Regions from separate parts of the Mus musculus genome. Here region 1 is linked to region 2. A link is a loop called in an ENCODE intact Hi-C map of the cell type or tissue named here. Cell type or tissue: left cerebral cortex. All regions are shown on one strand.

The links. A loop is a pair of places that touch in the nucleus more often than their neighbours do. Peaks named below come from ENCODE experiments on the same cell type or tissue, not always from the same donor. Only the 100,000 strongest peaks of a DNase experiment are listed, where the experiment ranks them.
Region 1: it touches region 2 in a loop (5-fold over the local background); 4 of 42 quality-filtered maps call a loop at or near these places.

The regions. Positions count from the first base shown.
Region 1 is chr12:117,498,026-117,506,025 of GRCm38, forward strand. It overlaps Gm31482 (a long non-coding RNA gene), which reads left to right. Exons shown (of 3, transcript XR_382010.2): 2 at 3,006-3,202; 3 at 6,119-6,928. Among named protein-coding and RNA genes, the nearest start is that of Rapgef5, 32 kb to the right of the region's middle. In left cerebral cortex, no CTCF peak of the experiment used is centred here; DNase peaks (open chromatin) are centred at 2,952, 3,345 and 5,070; H3K27ac peaks cover 2,696 bases.
Region 2 is chr12:117,435,222-117,443,221 of GRCm38, forward strand. No RefSeq gene overlaps it. Among named protein-coding and RNA genes, the nearest start is that of Gm31482, 27 kb to the right of the region's middle. In left cerebral cortex, a CTCF peak has its summit at 4,727 (motif pointing right); DNase peaks (open chromatin) are centred at 4,176 and 4,673.

The DNA of each region.
Region 1 (8,000 bases), 63 kb after region 2:
GACTGTCTCTCTGTATATCATGATCACGCCGATGTAAATGTTGTGGCTCCTGTGAACAAGACAGGGAGCCCCCAATTGGTGGAAATCATCTCTAAATACTTTTTATTATTTTCCTTGTTGTTGCTGTGATTTTTGTTTCCCACTATCTCTGTAGGAAAGAATCAGTGTTTTGGTGAGGTCTGCTCAGCCGTGTTCCTTGTTTGCAAGGTATGCGCACATAAGCTCACTAGAGAATATTTCCTAATAGCAAGCATTTTTTAAAAAAAAAAAAGAAGAAGATTGAGCCTGCAGATGTAGACTGACAGACTGAGAAGCACTTCTGAGATGGCCAGCTTTACTCCAGGGATCCCTGCATAAGCCTGAAAAGTGTGAGATAGAATAAGTTCTGTCTCATTTTTTTTTTTATCCCCTTTGATGGATGCTCTATGACATTATGATCCTTTGAACTAATGTCTGGGAGGAAAAAAAATAAAAACATTGAAGGATAAATGAAATGTCAGTTAATTCCGTTATGCTATTTATTGACATGCTGGCTGGACTCAATCTGTCCCCAGAGGACTCTCGGGAGAGCATGTTTGATGGGAAATATAGATTGTGTGGTACTAACAACCCAATAAGAGTAATCACAGGGTCTGGGGTTGGCAGCAGAGTGTGTCAACCTGAGTCAACAGAACTGAATAGATTCTTCAACTCATCTTCTGTTCCCTGCCTGTAATATGAGAAAAGTTTGTGAAAACCAGGCTGAAGAACTTCCCATTCACAGGAGTTTAAGTTTATAACCTCCCTGCCAACCATTCCAGGTCAAGCCTATCATGATAGTGGAAGTAAAAATTGAACTTACATACACTTAAGGAATTTTGCATGATTTACCAAAATACCTTGCCCAATGATTGCAGTCACTAACCAATCAGCATGAATGAAGACACTTTCTTGGTCACTGCTCTCTCCATTCTGTCTCGGTTGGAGGGGATATGCCTGAGTGAAGCTCTCTCATCTGAGCACCATTTATAAGGATTTTGGACTGATAAGGAGTTTCACAGTCCTACCCTAGGATGGAGAGGTGTGAGCAGCAGGTGGCTGAGGTGAGGCAATGACCTTGATTTGCAAGAGGTGTCCACCCAGAAGGCAGTACAGGCTGAGTATTGCAGGGAAGTCACACCTGTCCTAGCTATCACAGAGCTGTGATTCAATTTAGATTAAGGGCTTGAAGTTTTATGTCTTCGTAAACCTAGAACTCAGAGTCCTAGGTTGAGAACTAGATGGCACTGTCTAGGTAATTTAAACTCTTATCACTCCAATGTGTAGGCAGGGCTGGGGATAAGGGTGGGGCAGCACACTCTCTTGGGACCAGAACGGAAATCCAGAATAATAGCTCCTGAGGCTGACAGTAGAAACATCCCTTGGGCACAGGAAGCACATTAAAGTTCTGGGTTCAGTTGTATGCTGGTCTCAAACTCTCTTCCTGTTTCCTAGAAGAACAACGTCATAGACATCTAAAGGAACTCTTCAAGGAAACAAACCAGGTCACTGGTGGGACAGATGCCATCACAGCTCATAAGCAGGGCTTTAGAGACCTGCGTTTGAATGCACGGAGTTCAAGACCTCCTTCCCAAAGCTAAGGTGGCTCCTTTGGTAAAATCTGTGGCATCTAATAGTGATGATACAGGGCTGGCTAACCTAGCATTTCAACACTTTTACACCAGTGGATTTGTTCTCTCATCAAGACCCTGCTTGCCCTGTGCCCTGTGCCCATTGTCGGTGGAGTACTGGATGGCCTGAAAATGGAAATGTTAAGGAAGGCCATGGTGCGTGTGGCTGTGCAGCCCAGTGTTGTACTTCCAGGAGTTCCTCCACTCCTGCTCCCTCTGTCTGGAGTTATCCCACCCCTGCCCCATCCTGCCCCACCCCCAACCTCCCACCCTGCCTCTCCATAGACCCCCATCTTGTCTCCTGCCTATCCTGGAAGCTCTCTGTGGTTACTCAGGTCCCCCTCCCCCCAGCATCACTACCAGTCCCCATAAACTGGCTTTACTTTAGTAATTAGGTGGAATTTCTCAGTCTGACAAACTGTTGTATATCTTCTATCCTCTAGCACTTGTTGAGAACAGAAGCTGGTCTTGTTTGTAGCTGGCTGCATCCCTATTGGCCAAAATCAGTGCCTGTGATAGCTACTGTGGATTGTTAATCTCATGGGATCTAACATCACCCTCGTGCCTCCAGGCTCACCTGTGAGGGATCCTATGTTGATTGTTGTTTATGTGAATTGAGTGAGTGGCACTGTTCTCTGGGTTTGGATCCTGGACTGTACACAGTGAGGAAGGCTAGCCTGAGCACAGGCATTTGTCCACCTTCACTTCCTGACTTAGGATGTGATCAGCTGCCACAAGCTCCCACTGTTTTGATTTCCCTTGATTTTCCAGTGATGCACTGTAAATGTAAACTGGATGGTTGAAATAAAAAAAACCCTTTCTCTTGAATTCCTTTTGCTGGGGTGTTTTATCACAGCAACAGAAAAAGAAACTAAGACATACTAAATCACCATTTTCTGAATAGATGAATATGTTCTTTACAATGAAGTTTGCCGTGCTCCTGGCTAGAATAAAACCATAAATAAGAAATAATGCTTATTTTTTTAGCAGAATATTTGATGCAAGCTACATGCACATTATCTTATATCTTTCCTCTAAATTAGTATTTCAAAAAATAAGTGTTAGTGTTGATTGGGCATAGCACAGACCTCACATGGACTTAACATCAAGAATATTTCTGAGAAGAAAGAAAGCACTGATAAAGTGGGCAGTGCTGTTTGAGGTTGCACTGGCTGGACTAGGGAGGCTTTTCCTCCAGGGTTGTACTGGCGTCCCTGTGCCAGCTTTCCCTAACCTTATGAGCTGTCTTAGGGAGCTGGCTTGGAACCAAGTGTCTTGATGAACTTCCCAAAGTGCTAATGAAGAAGTGATCGACTTGTTCACACCTCCTTCCTGACTTTTAACTCTGCATAACAGGACATGCCTTGTGTTTAGAGAGTCACAGTGTCAGACCCCAGGACGACTGTCATCTGCCACCAAGAAAATGAAGAAAATAGGCCAACTAGACATTCAGTCAAGAACATCTTACTCAGCTGTGCAGAGACATGAAGAGAAATGAGCTTTCTCTCACAGCCTTAACTCAGCACTTCTCTTTCTCCTGCTTTGGATCTGAGGTGAGACTCCATTCTTTCCATTCCACCATCCATCCCTGTTCCAATGAACCCCACATATCCGTCTCAAACAGCTGCCACTACTGACTCAGGAGGATGGCCCACCATGTGACCAGGAAGCCAGCCGGGAGTCTTGTCTCCAAGGAGAAGCAGGAGGAGGGGAACAAGGAGGGCTCTGAGAAACTGTTTAACATTTCAAGCGCTATTATTATTTTTGGCACCATGTTGAGTCCATGTCTCTTTTTTGGCTACTTTTCTAGTACTTTATGTATCTGGAAGGAGAAATTGCAACCGGTTTCAGTAACACTGAGGGAATGTGCAATGCCATTACAGGAGGTATTTAAATGCTATTTAAATGTTATCTTGTATGCTCATAAATAAGCTTAAGCTAAAATGACTCTAAAAATGATCTGTCAGATAATGTGTTTATATATCATAGGCATAAAAGATGGCCTTAAACATTGGTTATCATGAATACAATTATATAACTAAAAAAAATGAAATCCATAACAGTTAGCAGTTGACCCCCAATTAGCAACTTGATGCAAAAAAAACAACAACAAAAAAAAAAACAAAACAAAAAAAAAAAAAAACAAAAAACCCAGATGGGTGCATACGTTTGTGGGTGGTCCCTTCAGTCACATGATTAGTGTCCAGGCCTGAGTTTTTAATTATTTGAATAAACATTTTATTTTGTAAATTTCAAATATACACAAGAGTAGGGATGGGGATGTAAGCCCGAAGTCAAGTACTTGCTTAGCATGTGTCGGAGCCCAGGTTCAATGCCTAGCATGAAAAAAACAAATATATAGAAGAAGGACTCAGTGCACTGATCGTGAAAGATGATGATCTAGGACTGTAGCCACTTGAAAGACAAAAGAATTGTCTATCCTGTTGAGGGTGGTTCTCTCACTGACATTTGGAGCAGTAAAGCAATTCATACATCTATTCTAAGTCAGTAGGTAAAATAAAAATCAGGTCAAGTGTAAAGTATTTATTATTTACCACCGCCCAGTGTGTTCCTGGATATTGGGATAGAAATAGCTAATAATAGTAAGATTAGAATGTTGGAGATTTGTTTGTGTAGAAACAGGGTCTCCTTATAGCCCAAGCTAGTCTCAATTCACTCTGTAGTGGAAGATGAGTTTGAACTTCTGGTCTTCTTGCCTCCAACTTCACCTTCACCTGGGATTACAGGCCTGCATCAACACGTTCAGTTTATAGTGCTGGAGGACCAAGCCCGGGGCATGATACCCCAGGCAAGCACTGTACCAAGCCAGGTGCATCACACCCCATCTAAGAGACGACAATAACACACCATTTTTATAGCAACGGTATCCACAGCGGCTAAAAGTAGAAAATCTACAAGTCCAATGACAGAGGAATGGCTAGACAAAATATGCAACAGCCTACACATATAATGGAACATGATACAGGCTTTTAAAAGAATGGAATTCGGGAACATGCTATAACATGTATGAATATTGGAGATATTTTTAAGAGAAACAAGGTAAGCAGAAAGGAACAAATAGCACACAGCTCCAACTATATGAATTACCTACCGTAGTCAACAGAGAGACTGAAATTGATTATAGATTAGATTACTGGGGAATTCATTTTTAGTAGGTATAGAGTTTGAGAATATGAAACATCTCTGAAGATGGATGACGATGGCGGCTTTACAATGTAAATGTGGTAAATCCCACTGGACTGTATATCCAGAAGTTAAAATGGTACATTTAGTGGTACGTGTCTCTTACCACATATTTTTAAAAGCAGAAGTAGGTTGTATTTTCACCCACAAGCAAAGCTATGATAGTGTTTGTGGGAGTAGGGTAGGGGCAGGAGCAGAATTAAGATGCTTCTACCCTTACCCTGCCCACCCAGTGAGGTAGCTTCTTAAAACACTGTTAGTCATTCTCAAACTTTTGTGTGAGTAGAGTCAGCCTATGTGGAGAAAGGCAAGATCCTATATGGAGATACTGAGACAGTTCCTGCATCTAACAAAGCATGATGGGAAATGAAAGACTGGACACTGGGGGTGCTACCATCTGCCCAAAACACCACATTACAAAGGGCCAGTCTCCTGATAGAGACCTTAGCACTTAATTCCATGCTGCATGTGCCAGAATACTGATGCAGACCTGGATGTGAGAGATCTTAGTCACTTACCATTCCATTCCTGTAACGAGACACCACGACCAAGGCAACTCTTATAAGGAAAGCATTCAATTGGGGGTTGGCTTACAGTTTTAGAGATTAGTCCATGACCACGATGGTGGGAAGCAGACAGGCACGGTGCTGGAGCAGTAATTGAGATCTCTACATCTGCTCTTCAGCCAGCACACAAAGAAAGAGAGACACTGAGCCTAGTGTGGACTTTTAAAACCTCAAAGCCAATCCCCAGTGACATATCTCCAACAAGGCCACACCTCCAAACCCTTCCCAAACAGTTCCATTAAATGGGGACCAAATATTCAAATATACGAGCTTAAGGGAGCATTTTTTTTTTAATTTACCACTGGCTCACCACAGTCCCCCATGGGGCTAGCTGATATTTATATTGGCACACGTACTGATGGGGACCTGGGCACAAGAGCTGCCCATAGTAATGGTTGTTTTCTAAGAAGACCTGAATATACAAAGAACTCTGTAATTAGTCTTTGATTTTTCAACTGTCTTAAGAATGAAGTCCTCAGGATATTTTAATGAGGTACATGCCGCTTTCCATGACAAAAATATCACAGATATTTTCTTTATACACAAAGAATTACACTAGGGGGCTAGACCTGACTACAAAACCTGCCTTTGAATATCATCAAAATACAAAACTGAGAACAAATGCTGAGAGTGTAACTATTAGCTTGTATGTGTGCTTACTTTATGGCAGTCAACTCTGTTCCCCATTCCTTGTTATAGGTAAAGACAACGGAGCGGAGAGACAGACTGCCTTCAGGAACAGTTGCTAATTCCAGGACCAGTCAGATGCAGGACCTCTCTCCCTACCAGGAGAGCTCTTTTGTTTCCATCACAGCATGCGCTTACACACATGAGTTTTCCAGAAGATGTCACCAGAATCTTTCCATTGCCCTAAATTTTGGTTGTTTTGTTTTGTTTTTGCTTTGCTTTGTTTTTAAGGCCAACATGAAAATGAACTGCTGCTCTGTAAGGGCATGAAGTCCTTGTGTTCACAGATAAGCACTGGGGAAACCAGAATGTTAAACACACAGGGTTGTCCCTTCAAAGGAAGAGATATACCAGTTTTCTGTCTATAAGGCTGGGAATGGATGTAGTTAATAGCCCGTCGATCTGTGCTATCTATAGGACCAGGCCATACTTGACTCTCCCAGACCCTTTTGTTTACCTCTGACTCTTCCTCCCTAGACCTTTATCTTAAGCATTATTTCCCCATCAATGGAACCCATCCTTAGGGGACATGTCATATGGACTTTACTAATGGAACAGAGGTGGTTAAGAGCCTGTTGACCTCTGTGCTATCTCTATGGCCAGGCCACATCTGACTCCCTCAGACGTTTATGTTTTTACCTCAGCCATCCTCCCTAGACTCTTATCTTGAGCATTGTTTCTTGGTCAATAGAACCCATCCTTATGGAAGAGGTCATATGTACTTTGAAAAGAGTTTCAGTGTAATCATGTCTTAAGCTTTATTGTATACATGGGATTGAGTTAATTATCATCACAAAACTTTTTTTTTCCAAAATTGTGCTATTTCAATTGTGTGTTTATGTCAATATGCCTGAAATAAACTGCCTGGTATTATACTTTAGAAATGTTCTGTTGAACTGGAACTGCCTCACATGAGTGGACACTCTGCTGGTCTTGGTGGTTGCAGATATTTCCCACGCTGCACCAAAACATCCAGCCACTATTCTTGTCTTGATTAGCTTACCTGTTTATCTTATCATTGTTAAAGGTTTTCACAACACAATCACTGCAATCCAGGGACTCTCACAGAACCCTTGAAGGTATGTTTAATACAGACTTTGAGGTATTTAGTGGTTTGATGACTGTCACAGGTTAAAATTATTATGTGGGAAACCAATTGCTTCTGTCTCGGGTTCTTATCTCTGAACCTTTGGTCCAGATTAGAACATTAGCCAATGTCCCAAACCACTGCACAATGGTGACTCAGCACCCACATAGCAGTGTACAACCGTCTCTAATCCAGCTCCAAGTGATCTGACACCTTCACACAGATGTACATGCAGCCAAAAGATTAATGCACAAAAAATAAACATAAATAAATCATTTTAAAAATCATAAGGCAGAGCAACAGTTAATTTTTTAAAATTTCATCTCCAGTAACTTTCTTCTGCAATCTGGGGCCATCAGCATTAAGTGATCTTTAGAACTAGTCAAGTTCAAGACTACCAATTAAAATGGTCCTGCCTTTGCTTCTACATTCCTCTGCCAGCTAACTTCTCTGTGAGTCAGTTCCCCCTAAGAGAAAAGAATAACCCCTTGAAGGATATTAATATCTGATAGAGGCCAGTTGCAACTCTTTACAGCTCATTCTAGCTGCATCTTTATTCCCACTCCCCCCACACATACGCCTGATGTGCACAGCTCAACCTTCTCTTTGTATTCATTCAACTAACAAAGATGTATTGAGCACTTAGCGCCTAAAAAAACTGCCCTGGTCCCTTGGGACATGTTGGTGAACTAGAAAATAATTTCTGTCCAATAGAAGCTTAAATCTAGCAATCTTGGAGGTAATTTACTATCCAGCACACAATACTATGAAATGCATTGGTTTCTAAGGTAAGGGTATTCGTGAACG
Region 2 (8,000 bases):
AATTGGACTGCAGACTGTAAGTCATCGATAAATTCCTTTACTATATAGAGACTATTCATAAGTTCTGTGACTCTAGAGAACCCTAACTAATACACTGTCTTTGTCAGCATTGCCATGAGTTCTAATGTAAGTATGAATTTTCTGTGACCTACCTTAGTCACATTCTTAGGGGGTCAATTTCTTGAAGGGAGCTTAGGGGTTTTCATTTTTGACAGATCTGAAGACAATCGAGAACTAATCATAAGAAAGAAGAGGAAGAAGAAGAAGAAGAAGAAGGAGAAGGAGAAGGAGAAGGAGAAGGAGAAGGAGAAGGAGAAGGAGAAGGAGAAGGAGAAGGAGAAGGAGAAGAAGAAGAAGAAGAAGAAGAAGAAGAAGAAGAAGAAGAAGAAGAAGAAGAAGAAGAAGAAGAAGAAGATTTACTAAACAAAACTGCCAACAGATACAAAGGCCTACAAGTTCTGAGGAACAGTAGTGTCATCATCTTGGCCAAAATGCAGTTCTTAAGTGGGAGAGTGAAGGGAGCCTGGGGTCAAGAAGGCCCCGAGTGGAGCCATTGACATCTCCTATGCTGTGCTGCGGAACCCCCTCACTTCAGAGAGCTGTGATATCATCTGAAGGCATTAAAAAACGAAAGGAGGAGATTCTAAGGCTAAATTCCAATGGAGAGTGAGAGTGTAAAGAGTAAAGATTTTAAGAGACATCAGAGGAATTACATAGTCAATGATAATTCTTTTAGTTCTTATGTGTCCACAGGCTACAGATGAACAATAAACAGATAATCAGCCCCCTCCAAAAAAAACAAAAACAAAAAACAAAACAAAAAAACTGACAGCAGACTGGAGCACACTTTTTACTAAAGAGAATATCCAAATGCACAATAAGCACATGAAAAGATGACACACACCTTTGCTCATCCGCGAAATGTCAAATAAAACCACAATAAAGCAAACTATTTTCCAGAGGGTCTAAAATGAGGAAAACTGAAATTTCAGTGTTGGCAAGCAAGCAAAGCAACTGGCAGTCTTATTGTTGCTGTGCACTTTTGTTAACTGAGAAAACCCTTTGAACAATCCACCAAGGCCACCTCTTTGGTAACTCTGACACACCAGCTACTCCTGTCTCTCTGCAACAGGTTGACTCTTTCTGACTACTCTGAGGAGAGGAGTATTGGTCCTTTAATACTTTACTTTTTCCAGCCTGTCCTGAAGTTTGGCCAGTACAGACTGTTGACACAACTGTGGCGGAATAAGTTGGTTTCCAGTTATAGTGTGCTCACCAGCCAGGCCCTGTGCTTTTCCAGTGTGCAGCCCCTGCAGTGGGAGCAGGCTCTCCTGAGGACCAGCTGCCACAGTATGCTCAGCCTCTATAGTTCTCATCTCTGCAGGGCCTGGCTACAAGCACAGCTTGGTCAGTGCCATCATTCACTTCTGTTGTTAAGTATCCTTAGTAAGACACTGCCCCATGATGGCTTTCTCAAGCATGCCGAGTCACAGGTTTGGTCAGTGCAGTAAGTACCACAGTGACTTCTCTGCTTGTCTGCGAGCCATGCTCATACACTTTCCAATAAGATCAGTATCTCAGCCCCAAGGCAGCCATAGAAGATGCATCTTTCCTGCTCACTCTCTGCTCCCCAGGGGTGGGTGACTGCTCTTTATGTCTGCTTGTTTGTTGGGTTTTCTGCATTCTTTAAATTTTTCTTTACTCCTCCCTTTTTATTTACTTCTCCTGTTACAAACATTTTTCACATTAAACTTTTCCTTCTACAGTTATGGTACAGCTTTGTTCATATATTTGGGTTAATATAATATTCAAGGTGAGGAAGTATGTGTGTAATAAGTGTTATGTATAATATATACCCCAAATGCACAAAAGTGTCCACAGAAGCTTCATTCAGAATCGCTGACTTTGTTACTTGATCAGCTGTTGTGACAAAATAACTGACAAAGTGACTTAAGGAAGAACAGGTTTGCCTTGACTCAGTTCCAGGGAACATCAGGGCAGGAGAAGCCTCAGGCAGAGCTAGCTGCTCCTATTACAGCCATGGACAGCAGTTCTGGTTAGTTCTAGTCTGTGTCAATTTGACACAAGTCAGAGTCATCAGAGGAGGGAGCCGCAACTCGAGGGATTAAAAGTCAGAGGGGTTTGACTTACCTGATCCTGATCGAGGTGGAGGAGAGAGAGGAGTGAGGAGAGACCAGGAGGAAAAGAAGAAAGAACAAGAGAGAGAGAGAGAGAGAGAGAGAGAGAGAGAGAGAGAGAGAGAGAGAGAGAAGAGGAGGAAGCCACCAGGAAGGCAGATGGCCCATGAGCATATGGCCAGGAGAAACAGCAAGTATTTGGGATACATCGCTGGAGAGGTAGCCAGACCAGCAGTTAGAAAAGTATTGAGGAACCACCCTCCCCCAACCCCAGTAATTGTCAAAGCCAAATAAAATAACCATAGTCTGAGTCTCTTTTTTTTTTTTTTTTTTTTTTCTGGTAAGCTAGTTGGGGATAATTTTAAACTGGTTGTACTAGAGAGAAGATGTCTCATTAAGTTCAGTCTGTAGGCAAGCCTGTAGAGTATTTTCTTAATTAGTGATTGCTGGGGAGGGCCTGGCCCATTGTGGGCGGGGCAGCCCCTTGGCTGATAGTCTTGGGTTGTATAAGAAACAGGCGGAGCAAACCATGAGGACAAGCCAGTAAGCAGCACCCCTCCATGGCCTCTGCGTCAGCTCCTGCCTCCAGGTTCCAGCCCTGCTTGAGTTCCTGTCCTGACTTCCATATGGAAATGCAAACCCAAATAAACCCTTTCCTTTCTAAATTGCTTTGATTATGTTGTTTCATGGCAGCAATAGAAACCCTAACTAAGGCCATCAAGAAGCAGAGAAAGATTGATTCTGGTGCTTAGCTGGCTTCTCATTTTTATTTAGCATAGGTTCCCCCAGCCATGGAAAAGAGCCTACATTTAAGGTAGGTGTCTTTATCACAGTTAACATAATCTAAAAAGTCCCCCACAGACACACCGAAAAGCTTGCCTCCTGTGTAATTCTAGACCCCTCAAGTAGGTATCAAAATTAAGTATCACAATAGCCAATACTGGAAACCACCCAAAGACCCATGGAATAAATACTACTCAGAAATAAAAAAGAGAGCTACTTGGGATGAATCTCACAAACACTGTTGAGTGAAAGAAGCCAGATGCAATACAGTGTATCCTATAAGACTTTACTATGTGAAGTGCATAAACAGACAAATTCACCATGACAGAAGTCAGAATAATGATTGCATGTAGGTGAAAGGATAGATACTAAGAAAGAGCACAGGTATGTTTGGGGGACTTACATTTGACATGTCATGTTTTGATGGAAGGGTAAATACATAAACATATATTTATGTAAGATGGGAGGTGACTAAAGACCCAGGATTCCCAAACTTATGCAAAAGCCAGGCATGCCCTTACAGGCAGGTCTGCAACCTCGGCACTGAGGGGCAGCAGGAGGAGGCAGGTGTACCTCTAGGGCTTGCTGACCAGATAGTTAAGCCATACAGTGAGCTCTGGGTTCAGTGAGTCTCTGGCTCAAATAAGGTAGGGACAGCTGGAGAAAGTGACCTGGGATTGACCTTTGGCCCACACAAGTACCTGGAGAGGCACACACACTTGCATACAGTGATATTTGATACTCTAATAAAAAGATGGCTTTAAACGTCAATGTGAATGGAATTGCTAGAGACGAGCTATGGATGTGAGCTGTACAGACAAGATTCATAAGTATTTCCCATGCTCTTGTCCCCTTAATAGCAAGGACTGAGCCATATATATTTCCCCTTGAGGCTGATGACTGGAACCATGGTCTCTGCACTATGAGTGTGTGGTGTGTGGCAAGAAAAAGGACGGTGAAGGAAGCGTTGAAGATCGAGAGATTTTCCCACATATTTAGTCAGTCAGTGGTGATGGGTATAGGGCACTGTCTCTTCCTGGCCAGGACCCTGTCTGCACATCACACATTCAGAGGCTCCCTTCAAACCGGTCTGAGATGAGTAATGGCATGCTTTATAGAACAGGGCAGAGAGTTTCATTTGAGAAAGCCAACAGAGAATGATTCTGAAATAATCCCATCACAGTTGGTTGGCAGTGACACAAATTTCTCCCTCCAGTGTTGTCTTACCACAGTGCTGAATACTGCTGGGAGTGGCGGAGGAGCACGTGGGCCAGCTGGGCGCTGTCTGCAATCGCTGCGCTTCCAAACAGCAGAAATATGAAAAGTCAGAATGCTCACTCCTCTTACCAGCCCCCTGCCTTCCTACATTTCGTGGACACCGACCAAAGGAAGACAATCTGTTGCTCAGAGCTGGTGTCAGGATGAGCAACTGCCAAAGTGGAGGAAGGAACTCTCTCTCACCTCCTGAGTCCCTCCTGCTCCTTGAGTGCCTTAGCAGGGGCTCCCAGCCAGCCACAGAGGCAACCAGGACTCCCTGGAATCAGTGCAAAGAACATTTAGCTTCTGCTTATTCACACTGAATCCCAAGGTGTAAACAGAGGACTCAGAGTCTCCCATCTATTCGTTTGGAGAAGAGGCCGAGTAAAAGTCATTTGCCCTTCTTGTGTATGCCTTAATCCTTTAACTGTACTTTTCTCTTGACATGCACTTCTGGTGTCAACTTCTCTCCTGGCACCCACACTCCACTTTTTCTCGTTCTTTTGGGTCCTGAAGCCTTGGGGAGCTCAGTTGCCTGAGGCTCCATGCTGGGCTCTGCCAGTAGAAGGTGCTGCGGGGAGACCTGAAGGTGCAGATAAAGGAAGGGAAGTTTTATTCCTCTGTGCTGTAACCAAGCCACCGAGGCAAAGGGAGACAGAGGGTCCCAGTGGTGTTTGTCTCAGTGAGGATGCACCTCACAGAGCTTAGAGGCAAAAGGAGACAGAGGGTCCCAGTGGTGTTTGGTGTTTGTCTCAGTGAGGATGCACCTCACAGAGCTTAGACCAGCGATCCCCAAAGGTCAATTTCTTCTTTCTGCAACCACACCTTGTCTTTGAGGGCCAGCCTGCCAGCTAAGCTTTACCTAAATTTTCCCTTCTGCCCTGTACACACTAGCCATTCTAAGTCTTTTGCTATGTTCCTCCATTCTGTCACTATCAGGCCTTTCTTCTGACTGGTCCCATTGCATCTCCGTGTGCTGTGGCTAACCCTTAGGAAGCCGGGGCTTTTGGCTCCCAGGGAAGCAGCCTTCCAGTTGGGATATGCTAGACTGGATATATTTCAATGGATCCCAGATCCTAGTCAGATTGACCTGGGATGTGCCATTAGGCAGATACTGTAAGGCTGGATCTCCTTTCACAGCCTGCCTGCCTGTGTGTGTGTGTGTGTGTGTGTGTGTGTGTGTGTGTGTGTATGTGTATGTGTGTGTGTATGTGTGTGTATGTGTGTGTGTGTGTATGTGTGTGTATGTGTGTGTGTGTGTGTATGTGTGTGTATGTGTGTGTGTGTGTATGTGTATGTGTGTGTGTTTTAAAGTCCATGTCTCTGGTCTTCCTCAAGTTATAACTGCATTGTTTAAAGTTGTAGTACATTTATGTTTTTAAAAATAATTCGACAATCTAGAGAAATTGTGTATAAAACCTTAAGTTAGGAATTTTTTAAAATAATTATTAGAAAATTAGGGATTAGTTAAAAATTAATTTGGGCCTGGGGGAGATGGCTTAGTCAGTCATGGGTATAAACAAGAGGACTTGAGTTCGGGTCCACAGCAACCATGTAAAAGCTAAATTAGGCTGTATTTGTTTATAATTCCGGAGATAGAAAGGCAAAGATAGACTGGGGCCTGGCCAGTCATCCAGGCTAGCCAAAAAGTCATGTTCCAGGTTCAGAGAGAGACTCTGTCTAAAAACTGAAATAGAGAACAACAGAGAACATGAACCTGTGACCTCTGTACAGGCATGCATGGGTGTGGACACCTGTACTCACACACACACACCTATATACACATAGCACACATACAGAGCACATACACATGCACACACATACATACACACACAGCACACACATTCACATACAGCACACACATTCACACAGAGAGAGAACACACACAGCCGAAATAAATAGAAATCAATTAGGTTTGTATTGTATGGGTTACCACTGCCTAGAATGATGATAGGGGATTAATTATAGATTTTCAAGCATAAACTGTGATAAATGTGGGAATTAAAAGGGAATGGACATTCAAGGAGGAAAGAAAATGTTTTACTACTAGCAGGTTGTTAACAGATGTGTAGATGTATGATAGATACATTAATGCGCCAACACTTGTGTTTTAAATTATCAATATTACAACTAGCTAGAACTGGCGTTTAAACACATGAAGAGAAGCTTTAAATCTCATCTTCAGCCAAGAGAATTATAGATTTCCAAAAATCCCTTCAGTAGTTATGTGCCTCACTTACAATAACTGTCTGGATGAATGCATGCATGTATGCATGAGTGAGTGAATGAATAAATGAATGAATGAAGCAGCAGGTAAATGCAAGAAAGGCCTGATGTGGAAACTGAAGGGTTCTTTGGAAAATCAGTTGTGTTGGATGGTGTTTTGCTGGGGCAAACATTTTGCTGAAGCAGACACAGGTGAAAAGCTAAGGCAGACTTGTGAAGGAACGTTTGGCTGGAGCAGACACAGGTGGAAGGATGTTCTGCTAAAGCAAGCATGTGAAAGGACACGTGATGAAGGAGTCTTTGCTAACAACACGCATGGACTGTTTTGCCTTACATTGTGTGGACTCTATAGAGAGAAATGCACAAAAAAAAACTTCTGGTGATAAGCTGTGGCTTCTTGCTGCTTCCTTGGACCTGGACCAATTGGCAGAGTGATGTCAGGGGATAAAGACTCACATACTGAGGTAAGACTCATGCTGAGGCAAGACCCATGAAGGATGTGATGTTTGGAGGGAGTTTAAATAGGACTCCTCAGACAGTGATGGAGGCTGAACTAGGCTTGCTTGCTTCTAGAGTTAGCTGTGCAATGCTTGTTGGTCCCGCATCTTCACTGCTTCACTGAGAGAGGCACAGCTGAGAACTTTTCCTGGCATTCCCATTGTCCCTGGTCTCTCCTGCTGACTCATGCGGAGGCTGAGGCCTGGCTGTTCCTGCTAGGTCATGCCACTGCTGCTGCTATCCTGACACTACCAAACTAGACTGCTGGTGTATCCATGAAGTGTTTTCAAGTGGACCGAGCTGCAGCTGCCGACCTGTGAACTGAACTGCTGATTTCCTCACAACGAAGATGAGGTCTGCTCCAAAGAACCATTTCTAAACAAGTCTACTTCCCCCATATCTTTTCTTTTCTACTACCTTTGGTGGGTGGTGGGCTAGAAGGGAGGTTAAAGTGTTTAAGACTTATCATTAAAAGTATGCATGGGAGCTGGAGAGATGGCTCAGTGTTTAAGAGCATTGACTGCTTTTCCAAAGGTCCTGAGTTCAAATCCCAGCAACTACATGGTGGCTCACAACCATCTGTAATGAGATCTGATGCTTTCCTCTGGTGCATCTGAAGACAGCTACAGTGTACTTACATATAATAATAAATAAATCTTTTTTTAAAAAAAAGTAGGCATGAAAAAATTAAGATTGCAAAGGCTTCCAAGGATAAATGGCAGCAGCCCCTTGTTTTCCCATTTTGGGAATCTTCTCTTCTTGGGGAAGCAGATAGATGGGGAAATAGCATGTATGTTAGAAAGTACAGTAAAGAAACTGCTGACATGACTGCTCCTTGATATGACTAAGGCTTTTATTGTAAATACGAGAGAGAGAGAGAGAGAGAGAGAGAGAGAGAGAGAGAGAGAGAGGGGGGGGGAGGGAGAGGGAGAGGGAGAGGGAGAGGGAGAGGGAGAGGGAGAGGGAGAGGGAGAGGGAGAGGGAGAGGGAGAGGGAAAGGGAGAGGGAGAGGGAGAGGGAGAGGGAGAGGGAGAGGGAGAGGGAGAGGGAGAGGGAGAGGGAGAGGGAGAGGGAGAGGGAGAGAGAACAGCCAGAGGC